Linked DNA regions of Homo sapiens: all the other regions are linked to region 2. The links are chromatin loops, found by intact Hi-C in ENCODE. Cell type or tissue: mammary epithelial cell. All regions are shown on one strand. Links, peaks and the distances in the headings refer to the core of each region. The heading gives the core; the rest is flanking DNA. Region 1 overlaps MED13L (mediator complex subunit 13L). Region 2 has its middle 40 kb from the start of MAP1LC3B2. Region 3 overlaps MED13L (mediator complex subunit 13L).

Region 1 (10,373 bases), core at 856-8,855, 360 kb before region 2:
TTTCTCCTTGAAAGAAATTTTCAAAATGACAAGAGATAATCTTATTCCTGTCAATTTATATATAAAATAGTCATTACTTTTCCAGAAAGCAATTTTTTAATTTCAACTGATAATAAATTCATGTATAATACCGATGAAATTATTTTTACCATTTAGTTAAGGATAACCAGAAACCATCAAAAATCAATTGAAAGTTCACAGACTCTAAGATACACAGTAATATATTCCTACATACATTATTGTCTATGATTTTGGAAAATTCAATGTCAACACTTCTCTTTTTAGGTATGCTAAGCAATAGGGGCTATTCATTTTCATAGTGTGACATTGCCATTATAATTTGCCTTTGGTAGATCTTCAATATTTTATTCTCTTCTCCTCTTGAACTCTGCTGTGACTTAAAAATGCAGTCTTCATGTGATCTCAACTGATTTTCTAAAAGCAGGTGATTCCGGAATTTTTCGGTTGGTTTAAACAGGCTCAAAATTAGGCTCTTTTGAGGAAAGAGATATTCACACAATCTCAAAGTTTCATCCCAAATTTACTTAACAATTACAAAAGGAAAGGATATCTTTACACTGGAGAAATCTGGCAGACACTACCTTAATCAAGGGATCAAGCTCAGTACCATCAATATTGAGACAAACTGACATGACCTGTTTCTGATGTGATGCCGTGGAAAGGACACAACATCACCTACTCAGTATTCTTGCCAAATATGTTTATCCTGACTCTAACTGTAAGAAAACAATTAGACAAATTCAAAATGTGGGATATTTTACAGGACAACTAAACTGCTCCCTTCAAATAACATCAATATCATTGATCCCCAAGACAACTTCAGGAATATTCTAAATGAGAGGACACAAGCCATCTAAAAATGTGTGATCCTGATTGCATTCTGGATCAGAGAGAGAGAAAACTATAAAAGGTATTGCTAAGACAATTGGGAAATTTGAATATGGACTAAATATTAGATAATTTAATTATATCGATATTAAATTTCTTGAGCATGCCAAAAGTGCTCTGGTTACGTAAAAGAGTGCTTCACATTCTCATTCACAGGACTTAAATGCTGAAGTATTTAGGGGCAAAGGTCCGTGAAGTCTGAAAATTGCCTCAAATAGTTTAGGTGGAAAAAGAGGCATATGCATATAAGTGTGTAAATATATTTAAAAATAAAAAGCTAGGAGGAGTGGAGAAGCTAGGTTCTTGCTTGGAGTTATCTAAACAAAGGTTTTATCAATCCCACCATTTGGAATTGTAGACTGTAATCTATAGATACAGATTACAAAACTAAAAAAATCCAGCCTTCCCACACTCCTACAAAATGCCCACTTGCAATGAGTTCAATAAACAATAGTACTAGTATCTTAAATTATCTTACACCGTGGTCACTGTCAGAAAACAGATCCATTTTTCCAGGCTCTCTTATGTCTAATGTTTTTACAATCGCCCACACCTCCTGGCACAGGTGGCAGCACTCTTAAAAATAGAAAAAGCAATATTTATGTCTCTAAATTCACAACAAAGGGTAATAACTGCCAATCTACCCCTGCACTGACAATAAAACCAATTCAGAAGACTTCTGATACTGTTATAGGGACAATCATTTTTAGAGTTGTACAGATGTATCCTTAATTTATATGTCTAATAATCAAAAAAAGAGACAACATAAATTTTAAAATTGTAGACAGTGCATATTTAGTGCTAAATATTTGTGGTAGAAAATATACCCCAAAAATTGGCTATTTCTATCCCCTTGGGAATTAAAACCAGAAATAATATGCTTTATTTTAACTAGGCTTCAATATCCTCGCATTATCAAATCATTAAAAATTTTCACAAATTTATTATAAGTCAATCTGCCGGGAGTGCAATACTGCGCTACATTAGAACCTCATAAAATACGTTTCATTAACTGATTCGACAAACATTCTTAAGCACATACTAGGCTGAATCTGATACTTCTCCTTCTGGACCAGAGATTTGTAATGCTTTGGGGCAAGCAATTGGCAGTTCTGTGCTTGCTCTCTGTACTATTTTGGGTTTTCCAGATTGCATGTCTTTCCCACCACTAACTAACAGGCAGTGAATTGGCGAGAATATTGTGTTTATTTAAAAAGCATTTGTTGCCAGGCCCAGTGGCTCACGCCTGTAATCCCAGCACTTTGGGAGGCCGAGGCGGGCGGATCGATTGAGGTTGGGAGTTTGAGATCAACCTGGCCAACATGGTGAAACCCCATCTCTACTAAAAATACAAAAATTGGCCAGGTGTGGTGGCATACACCTGCAATCCCAGCTACTCAGAAGGCTGAGGCAGGAGAATCATTTGAACCCGGGAGGCAGAGGTTGCAGTGAGCCAAGATTGCATCACTGCACTCCAGCCTGGGCAACAGAGCAAGACTCTGTCTAAAGGAAAAAAAAAAAAAAAAAAAAGTAAGAAGTATTTGTTTGGTAGATTAGGAGAAGTCCACTCAGCACACTGTATTAATCTCTAAAACTTAAATTAAAATGTAGAATTTAGTCAAGCCAAAACAGCAAAGGTATAATAAAAGTGTTAAAGACTATTAATATGAATTATAGTATATAATCATTAGTATTTTTAATTTAAATACATCTGTATCCTGAACAGAATATTTAAGTTTATATTCCAATTTAGAATTTTAAAATCACAATATTATGGTTTCCCTGTACACATTAATCCTGTATTATTACTAAGTTAATCTTCCTAATTATATCGCTTTCCTGATCAGAAATGTTTAATTCCTCAAAATCTATCAAATTAAGTCTAAATGTCTTATCCTTGGTTCTGTGTACTCCATACTATGACCCACCTACTCAGCCTTTTAGAGGGGAGACTATTTCACTCCTACCCTAAGCCCCAGGTAACCTGTTCTTGCCACAATTCATTCGCAGCCTGTAGGTCTTTGCACAGTAGCAGTAGCAATAGTTACAATTATAGATTAACTGCTATATATGCTGCTCTAAGTACTTTTAATTTTTCTTAACCTCATAACCTAATTCACAGTGAGAAAACTGAGGCACAGTTTAAGTTAAATAATTAGATCAAGAATACACAGCTAGTGACTATGCAAGCATTCAAACCCAAGCAACCCAGAGCCCGTGCTCTGAATCACTACACCACACGCATTAACAATTCCCCAGACAGGAACCCAAGTGTTTATCCAAGTGACAAGGACAGATTATAAATGTGTTATAGCCTTCTCTCAGACTATTTCAGAGATATGTCAAGCAATTAAACAAAAAGTATAATATCATAAAACTAACTTGTGTGTGTACCCTGTAGGATTATTCTCATTTTATGGGATACTTTATACATTTAAATGCAAGATGGTTGCTTTGGTATTACATCTCACCGTGAGGTTTCTTGGTAGGACGCTATTTGGAGTACGCTATGAAGACAAAGGGAAATGCCAAATAACTAAAAAGCAATTTAAGAAACAATAAAATGCCTCTATTAAAAAAAATGTTAAATAATGGTAATGTCATGCTTAATTTAAGCCAGCTAACAGGATTCTGCTATTTATTTATTTATTTATTTATTTATTTATTGAGATGGAGTCTTGCTGTGTTGCCCAGCAGAGTGCTGTGGCGTGATCTCAGCCCACTGTAACCTCTGCCTCCCGGTTTCCAGCGACTGTCCTGTCTCAGCCTCTCCAGTAGCTGGGATTACAGGCACCCACCACCATGCCCAGCTAATTTTTGTTTATTTTTACTAGAGAGGGGGTTTCACTATGTTGGCCAGGCTGGTCTCCAACTCCTGAACTCAGGTGATCCTCCTGCCTAGGCCTCCCAAAGTGCAGGGATTACAGGCGTGAGCCACCGTGACCAGCCAGGAAATGCCAAATAACATAAATAAGCAGCAATGTAAGAAACAGTAAAATGTCCCTATTTAAAAAATGTTACAAATAATGGTAATCTCATGCTTAACATTAAAGCCTGCTAAAAGGATTCTGCTACTATTTATTTATTTTATTTTTTGAGACAGGTGTCACTTTGTTGCCCAGGATGGAGTGCAGTGGCATTATCTCTGCTCACTGCAACCTTGGCCTCCTGGGTTTAAGTGATCCTCCAGCCCCAGTCACCCGAGTAGTTGGAATTACAGGTGCACGTCACCACACCTGGCTAATTTTTTTTTTTTATTTTTTGTAAACACAGGGTTTCACCATATTGGTCAGGCTGGTCTCAAATTCCTGGCCTCAAGCATTTGGGCCCCCTCAGCCTCCCAAAGTGTTGGGATAACCAGCGTGAGCCACCATGCTCCGCCTATAATTTATTTTACCCAAAATAAAATGACTCAAATATATTAGAGAATGAAATAGATTCTAAAATATCTCCACTTTGTATGGCTACCAATTAAAATATTCTCTTTGTATCCTTCAGTTTTTCATGACTGCTATCGTATTTCCCCTTATTTGAAACAAAGTTGTCTTTATGACTTATTTTTCTAATTAAGGCTAGATATTTTCTGTTATTAGGTTGAACCATACATTACCTTTTTCAACTACTTTTACCTACAAAAATGGACACTTCATATAAATGAATCTAAAAACTTGCTCAAAATTCATATTAAAAAGAGGAGACGCACTCAATGAAATTATAATTATTCCATTACTGTAATACTTTCCTGATAGAATACAAAATATAAACAGTTTATACCACTATCAAACTCCAAAGAAAAGTAATCATTCCCAAGAGAAAATATTCACAATACTACATTTAATTAGAAAATTAGAAAAACTGTATGGTACCAATTTCATTTACACATAAAACATCTAAAACTCTTTCAGACTTCAGTATTTTTATTTCTTTGTTCTCTCCATATGATGACTGTTTTCCTAATTTTCTAACTTAAATGTAGTGTTTCTGTAATTTTAAAAATATCTAAAAATAATTCAATCTTTGCTTAACTCTTTACCAAAAAATACTTAAGATATTAATTTACACATGCAATCTAAAGCAACTATCCCAAAATTTAAATGCCCTACTCCTTTTTGTTAACTCAGTAACAAAGCCCATGAAAAATAACACAATAATTTAATAAGCTATTTCTAAGAACACTGACGATTTTCTCCGTTGGCATAGATAAATAAATTTATTCTATATTATCAACTAAATAACCCTCATTAGCAGTTGGGTTTGGTTTCCTCATCATTACAAAATTATATGTACCACACTAACAAAGAGCAGACCAAAAAGCTAAAACGTAAGAGATTAATACAGAGAAACAGAAGATGACAGTCAGAAACAATCATGAAAGATAAGAAAGACACTTTTTAAAAAGCTTTATACCTCTCTACTACATAGGGAAAAAAAGTAAAAATATGTTTTCATATTTTAATGGACAAACAAAAATGTTGTAATTATCTTCTAGGTGACATCTTATTTTTAAAATTCTGATAAACAGAATCCAGATGTTCTGAAACTCTAATTTTACCTAAGTTAACTGCTAACTACATAGAACAGGCTTTGAGATGAATGTTAAGTTCTGGGACTTTGCTGATTACCCAGCTAAGCAAGCAATGTCACCCACAATGGTTCTCTTATTTATAGACCAAATACCCTAAAAAATATCAGGATAAAGGTTTGAGCTGAACAGACAAATGGACCATAAAGTAAACAGTTCAATTAGTCCATTGTGGTTTACCGCCCTCTGGCTGCTGTGGCAGGAGATATCACAGATAAAAAATGGCTGCCAAGAAAAACTAGCAAGGTGTCAAGCAAAAGTTGGCAGGAAATCCTTCAGGCAAATGTAAAAGCTTTAGAACAGAGCCTCGAACATACATTACAGTTAGTTTTACTCCTTCCTTTAAAAAAAAAAAACATTAAAAACATCAAGTAACAAAACATTTCAAACACGATCTGAAATTTTTCAGACACAGATTAACACAATATAGTTTGGAGATAATAAAAGATGGTTCTAAGAGACTAAGTCAAAAAGAGTTAATACCCTAACTAAAGATTAGAATTAGTCTTGCTTGAGAAAATCCCTTTGCATACTAAATAGAAACACTTAGATAAAAAGGTAAAAATTTTTACCAGAAATTCAAAGACAACTGATAAAAGTTCCTGCTCATAAAACTGTGGTAAATATATAAAGCAGCACAGAAAAATGAAACTCTTACATTAATTCAGTTTCCAGATATCAGATGCAATCTGAAGCTAAAAATCAGGCAACACCGGAGCCAATGTTTCCTGGAATCACCAAATTACATGAAAAACAGAAATAAAAGCAAAAGAAAATTTGCTACACCCAATTCAGACCAGATCCCATATATTCATCTTTCCTCAAAATACTATTCAATGTAATCTCACAATTTTGTCCAATTAGGCTCAAAACTAAATTTCTGTATCACTCTCCAATTTTCCACCAAAGAGTTCAGCTGGCAGTGAACCATAACAACCACAGTCCAAGGAAAAAAACAGTAACTGTTCAATTCACTGTCTTGTTAGTTACTCACAATTCACTATCATTTAAAAACAGTGGATCTTAGCCTGGTTTCCACCCCACCGCACCCAGGAGACACAATACTCTCATTTAACAGCAGCGGTTCACAAGGTTCTGATTCTCAGCATAACTGGAAAAGGACAAGAGTTAGGAAAAAAAAACAGGGATGGGAGGAAGAGGGGTGAGAATGTTCCTTTTGAGAGAGACATCCATGAAACACTTAAGATCGTTCTTTTAGACAAGTCTTAATAATCTGTTTGAAATTTATCAATGTTCAAAAAAATATGATGCAAATAATTTTTAAGAAAAAAACAGAAACCTTACCCTGCAGTTCATGATGTATTACACCCACTAGGTTGGGTTCATCTCCCCACCAGAATATCCATAACTCTTTGCAATCTGGTTTGACATCACGACGCCATACACAAAGCAGGTTAGCTTGCAGACAGCGGATGAAACTTAACAGAATTGGATCATCTTGGGCTGGGGCTGAAATTATGGGTCCACAGTCCCCATGCCCTCCAAAATTGTACCTACGCCATTTGATTCCCGTGAGTTCAGCCTGGAAAAAGACAAAAAATTGTAATCGTTTTCTCATTTTACTTACAGACCACTAAAAACAGTCTTCCATACAGAAAAGCAATTGTGCTAAAATAAATATTTACACGAAACTTCATATCATAAGATTCCTCCCAGTGAAGAATGTATGTCAATCTTCTCGAATTTTAAGGTGGGAGAAACTTTCTATCAAGATTTCTACATAGCTCTTTACATTAAATACTAAAATAAAACAAGCTGATAATCATTATTTCCTGTTGAATAATTTAATTTGTCTAAACACTTACTATAAAGTCTCTATGCAGAAAACTATTTTCTATGTTATCATTCAATATTCAACTCACAAATTATATTTAGAAATCAAGTAAGATTTTAAAAATAAGTTTGTATATATGAAATAATTTCTTTCAAATAATTTCTTCCCATCCACAAGCCACAGTTTAAGTCCTTTTTTAATTAGGGAAGCAGTTAGCATGAAGTACGAGAGTGTTTCATCATGAATGCCAAAAGTCTATTTAGGTAGAAGCAATTAAGAAAACTGATACAAAGTTATCAGCAATTTATTCATGTTTTTTAACATGTAGCAAACAGAAAAGCTTTGCTTCTATAACAATTCCCTAATGTAGTTTGGTATTTTATTTTTTACACACATTGTAAAACATGAGAACTTGCAACCAGCAGAGAACAAATACTGTATCTTTGATCCATTACATACGTTTATATTTCAAGATGTCTTAAATCTTAAGTTAAGAGCTAAACTTCAAAGAGGTTTCAACACAAGCGAAAGCTAAATTTCTTAAAGTTATAAACTACAGCTATATATTGAAAACTAATAGTAAAACAGATTCATAATTTAATTCTGTACCAAACAGCCCAGGTGGCCCTTGCATTGAATCCTTACTCACGCATCTCCTTCCCCACAAGGTCAGTTATTTTTGTTAGCAAGTTGTTTGCAAAAATAACATGTACCACTAGGTAGAAAACAGCCATATCTTCTACTAACATAATTGAAACATATTAAAAGTGCTAAAGCAATCAATCACTATAATGACCACATTTAAGAAAAAGAAAAATCACCTTTCATTTAATCCAAATTAAAAAGGTTTTGCTTCAGGCTGAGCACGGTGGTTCACGCCTGTAATCCCAGCACTTTGGGAGGCCTAGGCGGGCAGATCATGAGGTCAGGAGTTCGAGACCAGCCTGACCAACATGCTGAAACCCCGTCTCCACTAAAAATACCAAAATTAGCCGGGCGTGGTGGCGTGTGCCTGTAATCTCAGCTACTCAGGAGGCTGAGGCACAAGAATTGCTTGAACTTGGAAGGCGGAGGTTGCAGTGAGCCGAGATCGTGCCACGGCACTCCAGCCTGAGTGACATGCCACAGCACTCCAGCCAGGGTGACAGAGTGAGACTCTGTTTCAAAAAACAAAAACAAACAAACAACAAAAAAAAAGGTTTTGCTTCAAAAAAGTTACAAAGATAATATACAAACTAAAAATATCTAAAAATCAGTAACTTATATTTTACGCTGAGATACGCAAATCTAAATTTTTAATGAATATGTTTAGTAAAAAGCTGGCACTGGCATCATTTAGGGTTTCCCTATATGTTACTTGGTTTCCTCTAAATATAAAAGCACTACATGGCCAATATAAAAAGTTCAGAAGTAATACACCATAATCACATTATAATAATCACTAGCATCCTACTGTATATGTCCTTCCTCTTTTTCTGTACATATACTTTTTAAAGTTGGAACCATATTGCATGATTTATATTTTTCACTTATTTTTATATATTACTAATTATTCTTCAAAATACACTTTTAATCTTTGCATAATATTCTATTCATTGGAAAAAATATAATTTAGCCATCCCATACCAACTGGACAATCTTCCATTTTATTTCCACTACTGTAATTACTATAATTGGTTAACATCCTTGAACACTGTTATTTTCCTGATTATTTCCTTTAAAGAGATTGCTTGATACTGAATTACCAAAGAATATATCAAGACTCATGATGAGTGCTACCACGTTACTGTTCAATTAATAGTCTCCCCAATACAAATAGCCACCTCCCAAATTGCATATCTTTTAAAATATCGGCCAATTGAATAGAACGGTATGTACTTGTATTAATACATAGTCCTTGTTCTGCTAGGAGGAAATCAGTATGCGGTATCACATCTTTGATCAGATGGGGCCACCATTCCTGGGTTTGAATCCCAGCTCTGCACTAACTCATTGGTTAAATGAGTCAGTATACATATGAAGCATTTATAAAAGACAGTGTCTGGGACATAGCAAAAACTGTAAATGATATTTTCATTATACCACTAGTAGTAGTACTATTTCTTTCACTTTGAGTTGTCTGTTCATACCCTTTGTCCATTTTTCTATCTTACAAGTTCCTTTTTTTTTTTCTGAGATGGAGCCTCGCTCTGTCACCCAGGTTGGAGTGCAGCAGTGCAACACTGGCCTCCCAGGTTCAGGCAATTCTCATGCCTCAGCCTCCTGAGTAGCTGGGACTACATGCGTGCACCACCACACCTGGCTAATTTTTGTATTTTTAGTAGAAACGGGGTTTCATCATGCTGGCCAGGCTGGTCTCAAACTCCTAACCTCAAGCGGTCCACCCACCTCGGCCTCCCAAAGTGCTGGGATTATACAGGTATGAGCCACTGCGCCTGGCCAAGTTCCTTTGTTTCTTCAAATAAAAGCAATGTGTATGTTTTAATCAGAAACCCTGACATCAATCTATAAACATCAAAGAAGGAAACAAAAATAAAAAGAAGTTGAAATCCAAAAAGGTAAGCAGAAGATTTATTTTATTTTTTTTTTTTTGGAGACGGAGTCTCGCCCTGTCACCCAGGCTGCAGTGCAGTGGCGCGATCTCGGCTCACAGCAAGTTCCGCCTCCTGGGTTCACACCATTCTCCTGCCTCAGCCTCCCGAGTAGCTGGGACTGACTACAGGCGCCCGCCACCGCGCCCGGCTAATTTTTTGTATTTTTAGTAGAGACGGGGGGGTTTCACTGTGGTCTCGATCTCCTGACCTCGTGACCCGCCCACCTCCGCCTCCCAAAGTGCTGGGATTACAGGCGCGAGCCACCACGCCCGGACATCAAGGTGTATGTTTTAATCAGAAACCCTAACATCAATCTTTAAACATCAAAGAAGGAAACAAAAATAAAAAGAAGTTGAAATCCAAAAAGGTAAGCAGAAGACTAACTTCTTTTATCACCTAAGCTAAAGAAAGTATTCTGTGCCTAAGAGCCTTGTGGATGAGGGAAGAGAAAGAAGGTAATAAAAACACACCAATAGGCCAGGCGCAGTGGCTC
Region 2 (10,373 bases), core at 1,277-9,276:
GTAGCTGGGAGAGCACAGTGACCTGCCTCAGACCCAGACAGAAAGAGTAGACTTCATTAAGGGTACCCGGAATCTGTTTTAATCGAGGCTGGTAAGACACACAGACACGGAAACGACTGTCACGAAGGAAGAAGTTGATGATGTCCACAGATGCCTAAAACAGGAAGCATGGCACACCACGCAGGGCTGCACGAGGCAGCACTAGGGTGGGGCAGGAGGCAGGGGAGGTGGGGAAACATGGGCCAGCGCCTTTACTGTGGTTTCCCCAGGAAAAAATAAGCAAGGCAGGGTAAGTGGGTTTAGGATTGGCTCGTTTGAATAATTTCAGCAGGCTCTGGAGGTATAGGGGCTGTCCCTTAGTTGTCTGGTTCCTGGCTCTGGGGTGACTATGGCAGGTAGGTAGTGACCAAGATTATGAAAGTCTAATAAAATAGGCTGCTGGGGGTAGGGTTTCTGGAGGGATTGGCTTGCATTTGAAAGGCATGCTCTCCGGTGACCTGTTCACTTTCTCCAGGAATTGGACAGCTCTGGGAGGGGAAGTCCTTCCAGGGTCACCAAGGCCCCAAGATGTCAAAGCATCAGAATACAGAAAACAAAAGACATGGTTGATACACAGACCCAGCCTAGGGCTTGAGCCGCCCCTTGGGCTGTCCGCAGTCACCATGGGGACATAGACCCTGGAGGACCCTAAGAGGGACCCTCCATCTGTGGAGAGAATGCAACAGGTGGGCTTCAGCTACAAATGGAATTTCTCTTGTGCCACTCAAGATGGTCTCTTGGCATGGACTCATTAATCCCCATAAGCCTGCGGGCAGAATAAAATAAGATATAGAGAGGCACTTACACTGTGGAGCTGATGAGAAGGAAAATGAGTTTGTGCCAGAATACCAAAGAATTGTTTTATTTTCTTATAAATTCTCCCCCATTTCAATTCAGAGTTTGTTATGGAGGGTGGGAAGGGTGTCCTTGATTAAAACAACAAAAACACTGTTTTCAAAAATGTAGCTGGCTGGTGCCCATGTTGTTTTAATTTGCTGAGACCAGATTGTCCAGCCCTCATGGATTTGATCCCAGGCAGGCTAGTTTGACTTATTCAGAGAAAACTCTGTTTTTCAGCCACAAACTGTACCCCTAACCCTGGCCAAATATGTTGCAATTCCTGCTAAAGGTTCCAACAGTGGTTGTCCAGGAATCCTGAGCCCACATTCCGAGTCCCATCTCCAGACTCTCCTTGCATGCCCTCCACATGCCACTGGCCCCTGGAGGAACCACCCTGCAGAGAGACCACAGAACTGCTCTAGGCTTAGCCTCACAGTAAAACAAGACCAGGTACAAGCATGTGGTAGGTACTCTGTAGTTGTTTGCTGAATGAATGAGTGAATGATTGGAGGGGTGGAGAGGTGGATGGGTGGATGGATGGATAGGTGGATGGATGGATGGATGGATGGATGGATGGATGGATGGATGGATGGATGTGTGGGAGGATGGTTGGATGGGTAGATGGACAAATGGATGAAAAGGAAAATAAGTGAATGGGTAGGAGGATAGGTGGCTGGGTGGGTGGATGGATGGATGGATGGATGGATGGATGGATGGATGGATGAAGGGATGGAAGGGATGGATGGATGGTTGAATAGGTAAATGGGTGGATGGGTAGATGGCTGAGAGGGTAGATGGATGGAAGAGTGGATGGATAGATGGATGGACAGATGAATGGATGGATGCATGTATGCATGGATGGATGGATTGGTGGGGAGATGGATGGATGGATGAATGGTCTTACTGATCATGAGCCTTTTGCATTTCAGGATGAGCTTCAGAACTGAGAGACAATGTAGCATAGGGATGAACGTGCTGGAGTTAGACAGATCTGAGACTGCAAATTAAATTAAAGTGGTATCTAGTTTGTAGGGTAGTCGAAAGATGATGTGTGCACCAAGCACAGCACCTGACCAGGGAGGGGCTGGTGACTGTTTTCATGGACAAGGGTGAAGCCTGTTGTAATCTAAAAGATACTGGGAAAATAGCTTTCTGCTGAAAATGTCTTTAGCCCAACCTTATTCCCTGCAGGTAAAAAAATTTCTACCATCAGAAATGCAGATCTTCAAGAGTCATACAAATGGCCAATAATGTGGAAAAGATTCAAAGTTACTAATAATCAAATAAATGCAAATTTAAATAAATAGATACCAAATTAGCAAAGTTTTTTTTTAATTAAAAAATTCACTTAGTTTGCAAAGTGTTCAGAAAGGAAGACCCCAATATAGTATTTATAGGAATATTAATTGGTATAACCTTTCTCAATAGCAATTTGGAAATTCGTACCAAGAGTCTCAAGCCATACCCTTTGACCCATTAAACCTACTTTTAGGAAGTTTTTCTAAAGAAATAATCAGAGAGATAATCAAATGTCTAGGTGCAAGGAAATTTATTGCAGTGCTATTTATATTAGCAAAAAGAAAAGGGGAAGGGGATGGCCCTTCTCTGTTCAACTGACTTATGATCAAGACAGCATCCATCAATATATCCATCCATCCATTCAATCATTCATTAATTCATTCAGCAAATAGTTATTGAGTACCTACCATATGCTTGGCCCTATGAGGGATTTCCAATTCAGTGATTAGATAATTTATAATATACCTATATAACGGATTATTATCCAGACAATAAAATGAATTTTCCCAAAATATTAAATAAATTATTTGTTTATTTATTTTTATTTTTATTTTTTGAGATGGAGTCTCACTCTGTCACCCAGGCTGGAGTGCAGTGGAGTGATCTCAGCTCACAGCAACCTCTGCCTCCCGGGTCCAAGTGATTCTTCCACCTCAGCCTCCCGAGTAGCTGGGATTACAGGCGTGTGCTGCCACATTTGTCTAATATTTGCATTTTCAGTATAGATATGGTTTTAGCATGTTGGCCAGGCTGGTCTCAAACTCCTGACCTCAAGTGATCCACCTGCCTTGGCCTCCCAAAGTGCTGGGGTTACAAGCATAAGCCACCACACCTGGCCTTAAACAATTTTTTTAAATGCTTAAAATGTAATGTTGAAAACAAATACAGGCGGGATGCAGTGGCTCATGCCCTTTGGGAGTGAGCCACCAGCACCCAGCACTTTGGGAGGACAAGGTGGGCAGATCACCTGAGGTCAGGAGCTCGAGACCAGCCTGGGCAACATGGTGAAACCCCGTCTCTAATAAAAATACAAAAAATTAGCTGAGTGTGGTGGCAGGCGCCAGTAATCCTAGCTACTTGGGAGGCTGAGGCAGGACAATTGCTTGGACCCAGGAGTCAGAGGTTGCAGTGAGCCAAGATCGCACCTGTGTACTCTAGCCTGGGTGACAGAGTGAGACTCTGTCTCAAAAAAAAGAAGAAATACAATATGAAATTTTATATATTAGATGGTCTTATCATTTTAAATGTATATACATACATACACACACACAGGAAAAAACACATGGTGATAAGTTTCAGTGACTTAATTCTTCCTTTATTTTTCTGTATTAATGAAGTTTTTTACACTGAGCACATCCAGAAAACAAAGTTATCAGAGTTATTTTTTCTGGGTTGTTTGAAAGTTTTTACAATGAACATGAATTATATAATTAGAAAAGAATAAAGCTATTGTCACTGAGAATAAACTAAAACCAAGAAAATCAATTAAACCTTCAGGTTGGTTCATACATTCTTTTATACCTATTATGTACCAGGCAGTGTGCTGGAGATGACAAAGATACAGGCTCCCATCTCTAGACATTCATGCTAATAGGTAATTGTCCTAAGTTCTATGAGTGTATATGTGGTGCTGTATGAGCACAGAAGAAAGAATTTTTGCCTGGGTTTATGGAGGGCAGGGGACAGGAATGAGGTCTCTGAATCAGTGGCACTGGAGAGGGTTTTGAAGGCAGAGAGGTAAGGACATGGAATATAGGCAAGGACTTGGGTCTCATCATGGAACAGTGAGAGAGGCAGGGTCTCCAGGGATTCCTGAACGTAATCCCATGAAGTTCTGGAATCACCGAGGTCTGAGAACCAGATGCAGCCCACAGACCTGTTTTGTCTGACCTGCATTGTTTTACAGCTTGGACCATGTCTCATAAAACTCCAGATTCCTGGCTTCTTAAACATCTGGCAATACTGTCCCAATTCCTTCCAGGCCATGAGCAGCTGGGACTGAGAGGCAACCACGCCCTCGGACCCATCCCCCACTTCACTCCCTTATCTTATGTCTGACTCTATAGGCATTCAGTTAATGATTCCTGACCTCCCCCAGCCCACCACCCTTGTACAGATAAGGAAATTGAAACCCAGGGAGATACGCATCTCGTTCAATGGCACCACTGCATTGTGACTGAGCCAGGAGTCTTTACCCCAAACCAAGCCAGACTCAAAGCCGCTGCTTCTTCCTTTATGTGGTCCCAGTTAAACTCCTGGCCTTGGCTCTCTGGGTAAAGAGAAAACATAATCCTAACCATCTTCATGACTGATTGGCAATATTTTCACTGTGACTTTTCCTCCAGAGACATGTAAAGATATCACCGTGAGTTTGTAAGATAATCTTTCCTTTAGAGTTCTGCTGTTCCTTGTCATTTTGCCCGTGAGGATGGCCTGTTGGCCGCACGGGGACGACAGTCAAGAGAGAACCGTGACCTTGTTTGCATTGCGTTGCTGATACACACGAGTCTTTGAAACAGGCCATCCATGAGCCTCACAACCTCCTGGCATAGCAGGTATTAATTACTGTTCACCACTTATTGGAGGAGGAAACGGACGTTCCAAGATATTAAATGGCTTGTTCAAGGTCACACAGCTCATGAACGACTGGTTCCAAAGCTCCCTGCCCTCTCCACCGCGCCTGGCCGCTCAGAGCCCATGATGAAGTGATTTGGGTAGAGCGAGGTCAGGCCACATCTGTTAACCAAGTAGCCAGTCCTGGGCTTAAAAATTATTTGTTTCCAACTCTTTTTCTCTTTTCCGTCCCCGTATTGACAGGAACAGCTGTCTTCTTTTTAAAAGGGCTACTTCCATCTCTTTCATTTTATTGTTTCCACGTCTTTGATTGTTTTGGAACAAGTCCGATGGTGGAGACGGAACAGGGAGATCACGAAGACAGCCTCTCCTTTAAAAAATGACCATGATCTCACGCCTCCTCCCAACCCAGTGGAAACTGGAGCACCGCTCAAGGAGACGCTGCTGTCACAGGATCCTGCTTACGGGCACGAAAGCTGGGAAATTTCAGAGCCAATCTGGGCCAGGGGAGGCTGGAGCTCGTGAGCTGGGCTGGAAATGATTCTTCCAGACTGCAGAGAAGACAGTGGCCTGCCCGCCGGCCGGCCTGCCTGCCCTCCCCGAGGCCAACAGGAAATCCCAGAATTTATAGATGACCCCGTTACAAGGCAAGTGTTTTGGAACAAATTGTTCTTCTTTTAAAGCCTTGTTTTCCACTAGTTTTTCTTTCTGGAGTCCAACCGCAACCCCCACGCCCCCCACCCCGCCCCACCCACCCACCCTTTCCACCTTCCCGGTGTCCTTGTTAAACCGGGGCCATGGCGCCACCTGCTGCCTGTCGTGGGCAGCGGGACTCTGCCGGGATCCGGTCTTGGGTCCTCCCCCCACCTCCCTTGTCCCAAAATGGGTGGGAGAGTGACTTTCTGGCTCCTGTCCCGAGGAGGGTTTGTATAAAGATCACGTATCAAGCCTCAAGAGAACTGCTTCCGTAGTTACGTGACCTAAAGACTCATGGCAAACTCTTCCCCCGTCACTTGTCCTCCAGGAGAGCCAGAGCTGGCTGGCAGAAAAGGCAAGTCAGATGGCATCACCATCCAAGGCCAGGTCTCCACTCCCTGAAAACCAAGTATGCCAGCTTTGAACAACCATGTCAACCCAATGAGCCTTGATTTCTTCAGTACCCTCTGTAGCCAATTTGCTAGGTGGTATGGAAAATGGATATGCGTGTGCCTGGCCCATGGAAGGGGCTTAATCAACGTCTGCATCCTTTCTCTCCTATTTGGAATATTCCTTATTGGGAAGGAATAGCTTGGAGGGTCTTAGAGGTGAAGGCCAGACCTCAGAAAACTGGTATATTTATCTCCTTATAAGAATGTAAGCTTCAGCACTTTGGGAGGCCAAGGCGGGCAGATCATCTGAGGTCAGGAGTTTGAGACCAGCCTGGCCAACATGGAAAAACTCCATCTCTACTAAAAATACAAAAATTAGCCAGGCATGGTGGTGCACACCTGTAATCCCAGCTACTCGGGAGGCTGAGGCAGGAGAATCGCTTGAACCAGGAGGTGGAGATGGTAGTGAGCCGTGTACCACTGCACTCTAGCCTGGTCAACAGAGCAAGATTCTCTGTCTCAAAAAAAAGAGTAAGCTTCAAGAGGGTAGGCCACCCCAGTGCAGATAACAAGCCTCAGCAAAGCAGTAAAGGAGCACAGGCTTGAAGTCCTTACACCCCAGCACCCGCTCAGGAGCTAAGTGACCTTGGGCAAGCTCAGTGTCCTTACTTGTGTCTGGGGATAGTAATAGTAATCATACCTCAAAGGGTGGCTGTCGCGCATTGAAATGAGAGAGGGCACGTAAATAATTTAGCAATGGGACTTGTAGGTAGAAAGTGTAGGATTGTAGAGACAACTCTAGCTATAATCATTATTATGAGATGACCACAGTGTCTGACATATAAGCATTTAATGAATATCTGAAAAACAAATGAATGAAAACCTCATAGAAAATAGGTCAGAAGACTTTGCTTAGTTCCATTTCAGCCACCAACTTGCTATGAGACATGAAATACCCCTGTGCCTGCTCTTCCCCATCCAGAAACCTTTCTTTATTGAGGATAAGACTCTCTGATCGGCACCTCAGTTTTCCCACCTGTCAAATGGGCACGACATTCATCTTACCTGTTGCTCAGAGATATGGAGGGGATCTGTTGAGGCATGTATGTGAAGCTGCTTTGAAAAGTTTAAAGAGTAGGCTGGGCATGGTGGGCTCATGCCTGTAATCCGGAACTTGGGAGGACAAAGTGGGAGGATCGCTTGAGTCCAGGAGTTTTAGACCAGCCTGGGCAACATAGTGAGATCTCTCTCTACATAGAAAAATACTTTTTTAAAAATAAAATTTAAAAATAAAGAGTAAAGGAAGGAAGGGAGTCTTTATTTTCTTTTAGGGTGGTTCCATGTGTCTGGTGGCTTTGCCCTTCCCTGAACGGGTGCCTGGGGCTCTCTGGAACAAATGGTGTCCCTCCTGACACCAAGTGGTAGTCATATCTGAGCCCCAACTCACTGGCAGCAACATCTGGTGAGTCTGACAATACAAACCCTAGGCAAATTAACTCCTTCACTACTGGCACAAGTTGAGCACACTCCAAGAGTGGGTTTCCTCTCTAGAAAAGCTCTTTTTCCAACCCAAAGGGCATAGGAAAGTGCATGGTGGGTCTCAGGCATGGTGACTAATTGGGGTGACTCACAGCTAGAGGGAGGTGGATCAGGAAGCAAGACTCAGGCCAACTTAGGCACTGTAGAGAGGTGTTTCAATCCAGTTCAGTGGGCCCTGGGGAGCCATAGAGGAGTCATAAGCAGGGGAGAAAGATATCCAGAAAGAGACTTCAGGCAACACCATGAGGGGTAACTGACAGCTAGGACTACAAAGCTCATCCTGTGCCATGCGGCCTAGAGTTAGGGTGACCAACTCTCCTGGTTTGTCTGAGACAAAGGGAGCATCTGGGACATAGGATCTTCAGTTTTAAAACAATGAAGTCCCAGGGTGACTTGGTCACCCTGTTCCAGTGTGAATAGCATCTCCTGGAGTTGTGCAATATAGTGACGTTGGCTCTGTAATCCATACTTCCCCGCCCCCCAACCTCCTCTCTCGCCCTCAAAAATACCGCTCTCCTTTGTCCCATTTCCTCTCAATTCTATTCTGCTGAGCTACAACTAGTTTAGCGGATTAACACATTGGAATGGATTGCATGCTTATCCCTTCCAGGTAATATTGTGCATTTAAACAAAGGTCTCCTGCAGATGATGTTTTAACCCAATGGAGTGACTCTGACAGTTAAACATTTAGCTCATGAGAGATGAGGAAGATTTGAGGGGTCAGTGGGGGAGTTTCCATGTCACCCACATCACATCCTGTCAGCAACTGTCTATTTTACCTTGCATGGAGTGGGCGCTGTCTTCCTGGATCTCAGCTCACCAGCCTGCCCTGCCAAGCAAACCTGCAGGAGCCTGAGCTGCTTAAATATTCTGTAAATAATGCTGACTCCAGAACTTTGAAGATAGACTCACAGAATCACAGCAATAGGATCACAGAATGTCAGAGGAGAAACAGATGCTAGACATCATACAGTCCAGGGTCAGAAAATACACTGCACTCACATTGCCTCTTCCCCCTGCTGTGCCCATGGCAGACATCACTAATCAATCATGACATTGTCTAGCTGAGCTTGTTTGGAGCCTTAGAATACTTTGAGGCATTCAGGGAAGCAGCTATCCATGATCTTGGATCTACTAATTGTAGCTAAGGTTTATTGAATACACTTACAACATTCTTTTTCCCACATCCTTTTTCATTATCATCACCTAAGTCACCGACTGTTTGCCAGGCACTTTATATCAGGATTTCTCAACTTCAGCATCACTGATTTTTTTTCTTTTCTTTTTTGAGATGGAGTCTCGTTCTGTTGCCCAGACTGGAGTGCAGTGGCACAATCTCGGCTCACTGCAACCTCCACCTCCCGGGTTCAAGCAATTCTCCTGTCTCAGCCTCCAGAGTAGCTGGGATTGCAGGTGTCCATCACTACAACCAGCTAATTTTTGTATTTTTGTAGAGACAGGGTTTTGCCATGTTGGCCAGGCTGGTCCTGAACTCCTGACCTCAAGTGATCTGCCCACCTTGGCCTCCCAAAGTGCTGGGATTACAGGCATGAGCCACTGCTCCTGGCCATCATCATTGGTATTTGGGCTGGATGATTCTTGGTGTTGGGAGGCTGCCCTGTAGGATGTTTAGCAGCATCCTTGGCCTCTATCCACAAAATGCCAGTAGCACCCCCTCCCCCTAAGCTGTAACAACAAGCACTGTCTCCAGACATCACCAAATATCCCCTTGGGTGTAGGAGTAGAGAGGGGGCAAAGTTGCTCCCGGTTGAGAGCTACCAGTTTCCAAATTATCTCTCATCTTCACCACATTCCTCTAGAGCAGATTTTTCTGGATTTTTATTTTACAGATGAAGAAACTGAGGCCAAGAAGGAGCTCAAGATGAACTGGTAACAAAAGCAGGATGCCGAGCTCCAGTTCCCCTCTTAGGCCGGGAAATTCCACTTGGTTCATTGTCTTCAGCAGCAAACTGCCCGGGGCAGGGGTTGGGGGGTGGGGGAAGACTAGAACCTGTGAGGCTGAGAAAAACCAGATGCCTGATGGATGCTTCCACATAGGACCAGGGCGCTGGAGGTAAATGGGGCCTGGTGCCGTGTGGCGAACGTTGAGGGCTCTTTCCCATCCTGCAAATGGCTCTGGGTGTGGAGACAGCCCAGGGAAGAGGCTGTCTGGGACCATATGGCGCTTGCCAGTGGCACTGAGGCTGTTAGAGACAGCGGTGGCAATCCCACTAATAATACTCCCTTCTCTCCAACATTGACAAGACTCTCCCCACTTCATGGGAAGCACATGAAATCTGGCCTTTTGCCTCCAGAGATTTGGGATTGAAAGCCTGACAGTTTGGACGTACAGCCCGTGGGCAATGTTACCCTTCTCCGGGGCTTGTGTCTGTGCCAAGAATTCCTAACAAAGGAAGAAAAGATTAATTAATTTAAAAAACCCATAAAAAATGCTCATGAAACTGACTAGTAAGAAACTGTCCAGTTTTTTTTTTTTTCCTTGGTAGCGATCAAAATGTCGCGAGTTTCTACACACATATTTTACAGACGTTCCATAAATCTTCCCGTGGTGCCTCTTCTCTATAAGTAAGGTCCCTTGGGAAGTCATTGAGGCTTCCTCACTACATGTATTCAAGAGAAAATTGGTTGTAACACTTAGAGAAGGCGGCTGTCCGGGAGGGGGAGGTAGGGGTGGGGAGTGTGGAGAAGCTAGTCCAAGTTCAGTTGCCAAGGACAGAGAGACAAGGAAGCCTCCTTTTCTTGGAAATTCCTGAAATTTCCAAACTGTCTTTTACTTCTCATGCACAAATAATCTCTTTGTGCTATCTTTTTTATCCTTTTTGTTTACTTATTTCTAATCGCCAGAGGGGTCATTCTTTCGCACAAAATCTGAAAAAGTAGACAGAAGTAGAAAGAAAGATACAACCAACCAAATAAACAAAAATCCCACGACAAATTCCAAGGTTTTTTTTTGTTGTTGTTTTTTTTTTTTGC
Region 3 (10,373 bases), core at 1,284-9,283, 530 kb before region 2:
GACACATACATGGCATCATCTTTAAAATGAGAAACTGAAAGCTCAAGATGATGGCATGTGGGCATATGTGTCTTCTTTTATTTTCTATCTCCTGCCTTCTTCTCCTCCCATCTCTGAGACTCCACTCATGCCAATAAACAAGCTGATCATTAAGTTAAATGCTTCTATATGAGGTCTCAGGAAACTAACTTAGTAAGACTATAGATTACTTTTCTCATCTTTAACTGAGAACATTCTAAGTTATTTTAAAGCAACTGGGTGGGTAGAGGACAAGATTTAACTTTCTTTTTTAAGTCATGAGACTCGTTTATTTTCACAGCTAAACATTAACTGTTTTTTTTAATTCCATATTATAAAATTGTTGTATTTAAATCCAGATGCATTTTTATTTTTAAATATAGAGTAGTTACAAATAATATGTATCTTTTATTTTTAAGGTATACAATAAATTCTCAATTTCTCAACACTAGGAAAGGCAATGTCAGAGGGTTATACAATTAGGCAGAACTGAGTTTACATCTTACCTATTATAAGCTGCCTTAAGTCAATTAACTTCTCGGTATTTCAGTTTTCAATGCTACAAAGTAAGATAATAATGCCTACCTCATAGATATATAAACATAAAATAAGATAAAATAAGTGATAACCTTCAGGACATGATAGTTACTAAAATTAAGTACAGTCTCCACCACAAATCAGAATGAAATCATCCCTTCATCAATGCGCATCCCAAATTACCTAATGTGAGTTTGGGAATAGATTTTAAATTTTACAGTTCAAATAAGCATGTTACAAAACATATCAGAAAGGAAAATTCAAGGCCAGGCGTAGTGGCTCACGCCTGTAATCTCAGCACTTTGGGAGGCCGAGGCAGGCTGATCATGAGGTCAGGAGATCGAGACCATCCTGGCTAACACAGTGAAACCACATCTCTACTTAAAAATACAAAAAATTAGCCAGGCATGGTGGCGGGCACCTGTAGTCCCAGCTACTCAGGAGGCTGAGGCAGGAGAATGGCGTGAACCCGGGAGGCAGAGCTTGCAGTGAGCCGAGATCACACCGCTGCACTCCAGCCTGGGAGACAGAGCAAGACTCCACATCGAAAAAAAAAAAAAAAAAAGGAAGGAAAATTCTATCCGAAATCCAAATTATGAACTATTACAGTCACATGCTAACATTAATACCTTGAATCAATTCTCTTCTATTGATTTTCTTTTTTCTGGGTATGGTGGTGCATGCCTGTAGTGCAGTTTTTTGTTTTTTTGAGATGGGATTTTGCTCTGACACCCAGGCTGGAGTGCAGTGGAGCAATCTCAGCTCACTGCAACCTCCACCTCCCAGGCTCAAGTGATCCTTCCACCTCAACCTACAGAGTAGCTGGGACCATAGGCATGAATCACCAAGACCAGCTAATATTTTGTATTTTTGGTAGAGACAGTGTTTCACCATGTTGGCCAGGCTTGTCTCGAACACCTGAGCTCAAGCAATCTGCCCACCTCAACCTCCCTCTATTGGTTTTCTATTGAACAATATTACCTTCATAGGAAATGAATAGAATAGTGTCTCTCTCTCTCTCTCTGTGTTTTTTTTTTTTTTTTTTGAGATGGAGACTCACTCTGTTGCCAGGCTGGTGTGCAGTGGCGCGATCTTGGCTCACTGCAACCTCCACCTCCCGGGTTCAAGTGATTCTCCTGTCTCATCCTCCTGAGTAGCTGGCACTATAGGCATGCGCCACCACACCAAGCTAATTTTTGTATTTTTAGTAGAGACAGGGTTTCCCCATATTGGCCAGGATGGTCTCGATCTCTTGACCCTGTGATCCGACCAACTCACCCGGCCTCAGTATATTTTTAAAACAGAGGGGGAAAACACCAAAGTGGCCCAGGTTGGAGTGAAAGCTTTTTTCACTGAGATGGCCTCACAGACCAGCACACAACATGGAGTCCCAGAGGTCTTCAGACCCTGGCTGAAAGCTGCTTTCTCTATGCCAATCAAATCTGTAAAGTACAAGATGTCCTGTACCCAAGTGGAGATGCTTTTGTGTCTTTGCTGCTTTCTTCCAAAATACTGGCTCTTCCTCCTTTTTGTCTACTTTATTTCTCAAAATAAGTTGTAGATCATTCTTGGAGGCTCAACGCAGCCCAAAACAATCTTACTCTGCAATGCCCACCCAGGCCCTTAGCACAGCAGCTGGCTATTTGATATCCAATTTAGGGCATTTCTGTCTTCTTTCCCCGCCCAGTCTCATCCATAAGAGCAAGGTCTGTGTTAGCCCCTGGGCAGCCCAGAAGACCACTTTTTTGTACTGATAGTAGATAATACATATATAACTGGCTTGAGGGAGGAAAAAAATTAAGCATTGTTTTGGGCCAGTGCAGAGGATCCCTTAAACTCAGGAGTTCAAGACCAGCCTGGGCAACACAGGGAGCCCTCCTTTCCACTAAAAATAAAAATAAAAATAATTAGCTGGGCATAGTAGCCTGTGCCTCTAGTCCCAGCCACTTGGGTGGCTGAGGTGGGAGGATTCCTTGAACCCAGGAGATCCAGGCTACAGTGAGCTGTGATCGTGCCACTGCACTTCAGCCTGGGCAACAGAACAAGACCCTGTCTCAAACAAACAAACAAACCAAATCAAAAAGCATTGTTTGGATATCTAAGCCACTGTTTCCTTCGAGTATTAATAATCTAGTTTTATGTACCTCCAAAACTGACTCTCACTGACCTAGATAAATGGTTATTATAAGCCTTAAGACTCATCAGGCAAAAGCCTTTTTTAACCACCACTACCTCCAAGGAAAAAAACTGTTTATCAAAATACACACCTTTAAAATTTTTCTAATACTTAGTATCATTATGGTACTGTTGTGATATTACTAATACAAAAATATAAACAGTGGTAGAGTCATCCCACTGTACCTACGGGGGATTGGTTCCAGGGCCCCCACACAGATACCAAAATCCACAGATGCTTAAGTGCCTTATATAAAATGGTCTGGGCTGGGCGCATGGTTTGTGCCTATAATCCCAGCACTTTGAGATGGTGAGGTGGCCGGATTGCTTGACTCTAGGAGTTGGAGACCATCCTGGGCAATGTGGCAAAACCCCACCTTTACAAAAAATAAAAAATAAAAAAATTAGCCAGGTGTGGTGGCACATGCCTGTAGTCCCAGCTACTCAGGAGGCTGAGGTAGGAGGGTCACTTGAACCTTGAGGTTGAGTCTGCAGTGAGCCACGAATGTGCCACTGCACTTGGGTGACAGAACAAGACCCCGTCTCAAAAAAAAAAAAAGTCTAGTATTTGCATACGACCTACACATATCCCCCTGCATACTTCAAATCATCTCTAAATTACTTACAATACTGAATACAATGTAGATGCTATGTAAATAGTAGACTGTATTATTGGGGGAATAATTACAAGAAAAAAGTCTGTACATACTCAGACTTAGCCAACCGAGTATGTACAGACGTACTTTTTAAAAATATTTTCAATCTGTGGTTGGTTGAATCCTTGGAGGCAGAACCCACCGATATGGAGGGCCAGCTGTACTTATTTCTTATGAAAAGAGGTCAATTTGATTAAGTTTCTCTGTTCCTAAAAAATTTGGAATCTGGGGCCCCAGATGCCTGGGGAAGAAAGTATGACCGAAAGCAAGAAGCTTTAACAACAGCTTACTTGATGTCTCAGCTGGAGAAGGGAGTTCCCAGGGTCTCATTAATACTCAGCAAGTCTAACAGTGAGCTACTTTGGTGAAGGCAAACAAGGAAGACTGCTTAAACACACAACAAAGCAACTAAACCTTCTACGGTACTATACTGCCAAAAGGGCAGCTTCTTCTCCTTACAGCTCTTCCATCTGACACTGGTACGGCACTGAGACTCGTCACACCATTATGTACCCAATCTCCACATTGTAGAGCATGACTCAACTATAAATGGTATGAGGACAAGGGCCCCATCCATTTTGTCCACTGTTACATCCCCAGCATCTAGCACAATGTGTGGCATATAGTCCGCTTTAAAATAAATATATGTGTCTATATGTATATACAGTCAAGCAACAATGGAAGTACCTTCTAAGAAAAGCATCACTAAGTGATTTCATTGCTGTACAAACAACACAGATTGTACCCAGACAAACCTAAATGGTATATATTTTTTATTTATATAAAATTTTATAGGGAAAATCAAATGTCCCAGCAACATTATTAAATATTAATTATACCTCTTACTTGATCTGCAATGCCAATATCAAGTGCCATACATCAGGTTTCTACATATGCTCCACTATAATCTTTTGGGACTATGTCATATATGGAGTCCATAGTAGGCTGAAGTGTCATTATGCAGTGTGTACGTGTGTGTATATGTGTTTGAAAATAATGTTTACATGTATGGTATGCTCTTAAATAAGGACCGGGAGGATAGCAAAAATAATACACACACATATGCATATATATGCTGAGTATAATAAATAGATGGCAAAAATAAAGAAAAGTATTTTACCACTTCACTTTCACCATCATAGTGTCATATTGATTTTTTACAATATGATCTGAAGATAATTTGAAGAAATTATGTAAAATATGAGATACCACATTAATAAATTTCCCTCCAAGGCAAGATTACATGTAGACCATTTAATATTCCTTCTGACCAGATCCAAGCTTTACTTATAAACAGTTTATAAGATTCTGAAGAAAATATGATTGCAATACAGTAAGATCTCTAACTGCATTCTGGCAGCACATCAAAACACATGTCCCAAGAGGCCTAATATTGCATGGTCAGCGAAGAGGAAAAGTCAAAGAAGTCTTCTACTTTGCTGTTTCTCTGAAGAGGGAATCACATTAGGCCATTAAGTAGTCAGATACATTATTTTATTGCTTGCAAAACCCTTGGGTAATAAAGAATGAGTACAAATTGCCACAGGCAGTTTTGGAAGAAAAACAGAACTGTGCAAAACAATGACAGTTGCTCTACTGCAGCACTGGACAAATGCAGTAAAGAAAACAGTACATCAGTTGCAGTTTTTCTGCTTAAGTAGAGTGCTCTGCCTTGTGTGAGAAGGAGCTATACAAGCACATAACTGCAGAATCTGTGTGTGAATGCACAAGTAGGACAAAGGTGATAGACTGTAAATGCGTTTGTAAAAGCTATCAAGTCGGATTCAGTCTGTCTTTGACTCTCTCTCTCTCACACACATACATACACACACACACGTGTGCACACACAGAGTTCCATTTCCTTCTAAATAATAAGACTGAGGAGCAGCTACAGTGAAAAGCATGCGCACTCTGGACACACAAAAGTAAAAAAGGTAAAGAGTTTTCATTGAGAGGAACATTAATATTTTTCAATGAGGATGCTAAGACAAAAATAAAGAGTGATACTTCTTTAATGTGGCCTATGAGAGAAGAAAACGACTTACTTTCTATGCAAAGAAAACTCATTTGTATCACACCTTGTACAGGTAAACAGCAAGAATGAGGGATTTATTTTCATGGGATTAAGAGAATGAAACTGGACTCACATCTTTAGCCTTGCTTGAAAAATGCTGTTAAATATCGTATGTTCTTCTAAAGACTACTCAAACTTCATTATTGTGCTACTTTAAGGTATTGTGTGAGCATTTTATCTACTTTCAATGTCAAAAACCGCAATTACTTTTGCACCAATCTAATATATACTTCTATACTGTTAAATTTTCCAAAGTATGAGAATCCTGTAACACTATGATTATAAACAATGTAAGAACTTTACATTTAATTACAGAATCTCATAAGAGTTTTTATCTGTAACAAAATACAGAGGACCCCTAACTTGTGAATTTTCAACTTTCAAAATTGTATTAAAAAAAAAAAAAACTCTAGAGCAAAAGCGCATCAACTCTACCGGCTACCAACAGAGGGCGAAAGCGGTCACATGCAGCCACTCCAACACTTCCTGCTACTTCATCTTCTACAGTTGGACAGGTTCATGCTTAGTTTCATGAAGTTTTAAATAACTGACTCTATTAAGTTTAACAAACAAAAGCATTACAAATAAGAAATGTACAACCAACCACAACAAAGTAAGAGATTTTAACAACTGAAGGTGATGAGAAAATGATGAATGTTTCTGCGAGTGGAAATAATTGTGGAGGACAAAGTGAACCCTGCAATACTGGAAATATACTGACACACAATCAAAAATAATCAACAAGAGATGAAAAAAAGCTATAAGATAGAGAATTATAAACAGAGAATATGAAATATGTAAAAACTATTTTTATTATACACTCCTATTAAAAAATACATCCATAATATTTGTATATTTATTTTTCTAATTTTCTATGTGTACCTCTGTATTTCATTCAATCTAAGAAATACATCAACTGTAGACATATTAGAACCAATGAAGTATGGTATTTGACTAATGTATTATATACGTTATGAAGCATATATGAAGTTGGAATTTTCAAAGGAAACAAACAAGAGACCTAGAGACTCTAATATTCTTCTCCCTGCACTTTAACAGACCTTTTGCACAACAGTTTGGAGATCCCCCATCAGAATATAGGATGAAATAAATAAAATGGTAGATGTTAGATCTCAATAAATGCTACTGAAAAGTAGATGCCTCATCTCCCCTATTACATTTATTATATATTGGATATCATCATCTGTGATAAACCTGACAAAACAAGCAAAAAAGCATGAAACAAATATTTCTTATAAAGCATCCCCCCAAAGTTATTCATTAGAGTAATGATGCTGTAGGAGTGAAAGGCACAGATTTTAGAGTCAGACCAACTTGGATTTGTGGCATGGCTATCTATGCCAGTCACTACTAAAAGCACCAGACACTTGCGTATTCTCATCTATAAAATGAACATAACAATCCTTACTTCACAGAACAAAAATAAGGATGAACTGTGAGTAAGCGCATATACGAAGCTTGCAGCAAATGTCTGGAACACAACAAGACTCAATAAAGGACAACAAAGAGATTATTCATGGCAACTTATTTCATCTGTTTAATTACACTAGCTTATCCAAAGTGTTGGACAGAAAGATGATATGTGAAAGGGTTTGACTTAACCAGTCTACTTCACTTAAGTCACTTTTAGATACCACAATTGCTGACACAAATACAGTATGAACCCTCAGACCAAAGCCCATTTCTGCTTATAGATGTGAGTAAATACAGGAAACGCACCAACAATGAGCAAGCATACTGGCCTCTTTATCTAACATAAGCTTCAGGGTACAGGGGTTCTTCGTGAATCTAGCACTGGAAAGTTCTATGTGCCTGCCGTAATCAGCCTCAGATGCATCTGACAGCTGATAATACTAATGGGACAACAAAGCACACTGTGAACAACACAGGCCAGAAGAATCTCCACAACAGCAAGGCTCATTTCAACAGGACAGTTTTCTTAATAAGAGCTTTTAAAACAAATGCCAATTAAATACGAATTTATTGATAATATGATCTGTAGAGCTATATTTTGCTAATTATCATTTATCAAACACTACCACTTCTTAAATACAAACACTCCTGATACACTGTTTAGGATTTCCAAAATGATCAACTAAAGGATTATTGGGCACAAACTGAAGTATGGATGGCAAAATCTTGACACAGATTGTGGGAAACAGGATGGTAGAATAACTGGCCTATACATGTGTTTTCTGACCTCTGCTGCCTCTGTTTATTGCCCTAGGATTGGCAACAGCTATTCTCAGAATAAGAAATCTGAATTCCATCTACTAACTTGAATTGACTTTCTACATGTGCTTTTCAGAATGTCAGTGTTTTAAATTTGAACTTTTAATTTATATTTTAAGGACTCCAATCTGTACTCTCCCTGAAATTGTTAAGATTCTAACCTGTAATAATACCTGTCTGTTCTTGTTGTGTACAACCATACACTACCACTGGCATCACCCTTAACATTTAATGCGGGGGGTGGGGGGGCGTGCATGTCCCTCATTTAAGGTTCAAAACTTGAGAACTCTGGTTATAACCTGGGCAATGAACTGGATCCAAGAGTCAGCGTAGTCAAGAGAATGCAGCACTAACGTCATTACCGAGTGCCATGAGAATGATAAAGGCAGTGCCTCCCTTGAAGTGTCTGAGAAAACTCATGCCCCAAGGAACGCAGAGCCTCTATCTCATTCAATGTGGACATCTTCTCCCCCACAACAGACCATAAAAGCAGTCTATACGCCAGAAACAGGAATAGAAATGGAAGATAATGCCAAAAGAATCCTGAGCAGCCCTATTAAAGATGATACGTGGAACCAAGACTTGTTGGCGGCTGAACTCACTTCCCATTAAGAACAATTCTAACTTTTGTCCATTTCCCTAGTAGATGCTATCTAGCCAACTCCCTTCACATATCACTGTTTAGGAAGATGAGATTTACTGACATGTATTAACAATGGGTAGGTAAGTATGTGGGTACCTTTAAGTATCACCAACCCTTGGTTTTCTCATTTTATTTATTTTTGCTTCATTAATAAAGCTAATTTGTACTTCCCATTTGCTTTCCTTTGCATTTCTTTTAAGTATTAGGCAGATGAATGCTTTTCTTATAAAGTTTCTTGTAAAGACTGGTTGAAACTGAGTATTCTTTGGTACTGACTTTTTAGCTATCAATTACTTGCACAGATTAAGGTCTAATGAATGTGTTCATTTGTAGTATTTTGTGAATATAGTATTTGATATATTTACCATGACCAGTCCATTGCTTTTCTCTTTAATACACGTAGTGCACTCCAAATCCAAAACAGTCCAAAATCCAAAACTTTTTGAGCACCAACATGACACCACGAATGAAAAATTCCATACTTGACCTCACGTAATGGGTCATTACCAAAACAGTCGAAACTGTTTAATGCACAAAAATCACTAAAAATATTGTATAAAACTACCTTCAGGCTACATGTGTAAGATGTATAGGAAATGCAAATGAATGTTTAGACCTGGGTCACATTCCCAAGATACCTCATTATATATTTGCAAGTATTTCAAAATCCAAAAAAATCCAAAATTTGAAACACTCCTGGTCCCAAGCATTTTGGATAAAGAGTACTCAACTTGTACTGCTGGTTTTTGAGTATTTTTAAAAAATTTTTAATGAAACCACCAAAATGCAGTTATAATTACATTCAAGTTTTACAAAGTGTAAATATCTCTCACTCTTGGCATGATTCATTAAGGGCTAAAATAGATAAAGTAGCTGCCAGGGGTCATGTCCAAGGGCAGGAGCTATTATAAGACAGGCAACTAACTGTAATCCCAACACACATTTTGGAGGCTGAAAGTCCAGAATTTAAATCCCAAATCCATGTTAATAGCTATCTGACCTTTTAGCAAGTCACATAATCTCTCTGAGCTTTACTTTTAACATCTGTAAAATGGGGATGCTATCATTTATCTCTCAAGGTTGTTAGGAGGATTAAATGAGGTATTTAATCAGCAGATACTTATGAACTAGGTCAAGGCACTCTCCTAAGCACTTTTTAATATTAACTCATTTCATCTCCATAATCCTAAATTCTCTCTTTTACAGATGAACTAAAACAGAGAGGTTAAATAACTTTTACTTCTCTAAGGTACAAAGCAGCAAAGTCAAGATTCGAATGCAGGCAGTCTAGCCTCAAAGTTCAGGCTCTTTAGCACCACACTAAGGATCTAAAACACTCGCCTAGCACCTAACATAGTGATGAAAATTATGATAAACCACACAGTGCCCAGAATAATATACAAGCATGCCGCACCCTAGAGGCCCTTAAAGATGGTCTTGATTGAGACAGCATATAAAGTACACAAGTACATCTACATTACATTTACATAGCACAGAAATCTTTAAAGATACAAATTAATGCTACCACTTTAGGAATTTAGAAGAAATCATCAACATACTATTTCAAAAATGGCTGTTTCCCAGCATGAGTGCCTAGATTTTCTCTTAACATTGTTAAGTGAATCTTACAAATAATTGGCAGCTAATATTTTGGTCCTATCAATATTTAGCACTCAATTTCAATTATAAACTAATGATATTAATTTTTGAAAGAAAATATTCAAGTGTACTTTAATACAAAGATTCAGAAGATAATAAAATTTACTATTATTTTCAAAATATCAGTATTTTTAATGAATAACGTAATAAATGTTCATTGAAGAAAACTGAAAAATACCAGGATATAGAGAAGACAACAGTTCATTACTTTAATGAATAAAGTAATAAATGTTCATTGAAGAAAACTGAAAAATACCAGGATATAGAGAAGACAGCAGTTCAATATCGGCTTTACATTTCAATGTAGTTTGAGACATTAAATTTTAAGATAAATGACTTCTTTATCTCAATTTTGGAA

What was found. A loop is a pair of places that touch in the nucleus more often than their neighbours do. Peaks named below come from ENCODE experiments on the same cell type or tissue, not always from the same donor. Only the 100,000 strongest peaks of a DNase experiment are listed, where the experiment ranks them.
Region 1: a loop joins it to region 2, with 6 times the contacts of the local background. A loop is called at or near these places in 8 of 110 quality-filtered maps.
Region 3: it touches region 2 in a loop (6-fold over the local background); 13 of 110 quality-filtered maps call a loop at or near these places.

Annotation. Positions count from the first base shown.
Region 1 is chr12:116,230,672-116,241,044 of GRCh38, forward strand. It overlaps MED13L (mediator complex subunit 13L), which reads right to left. Exons shown (of 31, transcript NM_015335.5): 2 at 6,797-7,034. Among named protein-coding and RNA genes, the nearest start is that of MED13L, 42 kb to the right of the region's middle. RefSeq lists an enhancer at 6,504-6,648 and a cis regulatory region at 6,576. In mammary epithelial cell, for the core only: a CTCF peak has its summit at 5,677; no DNase peak of the experiment used is centred there.
Region 2 is chr12:116,594,269-116,604,641 of GRCh38, forward strand. No RefSeq gene overlaps it. Among named protein-coding and RNA genes, the nearest start is that of MAP1LC3B2, 40 kb to the left of the region's middle. In mammary epithelial cell, for the core only: a CTCF peak has its summit at 5,584 (motif pointing left); no DNase peak of the experiment used is centred there.
Region 3 is chr12:116,060,907-116,071,279 of GRCh38, forward strand. All of the region lies in intron 4 of MED13L (mediator complex subunit 13L), which reads right to left. Among named protein-coding and RNA genes, the nearest start is that of MIR620, 83 kb to the right of the region's middle. In mammary epithelial cell, for the core only: a CTCF peak has its summit at 5,930 (motif pointing right); no DNase peak of the experiment used is centred there.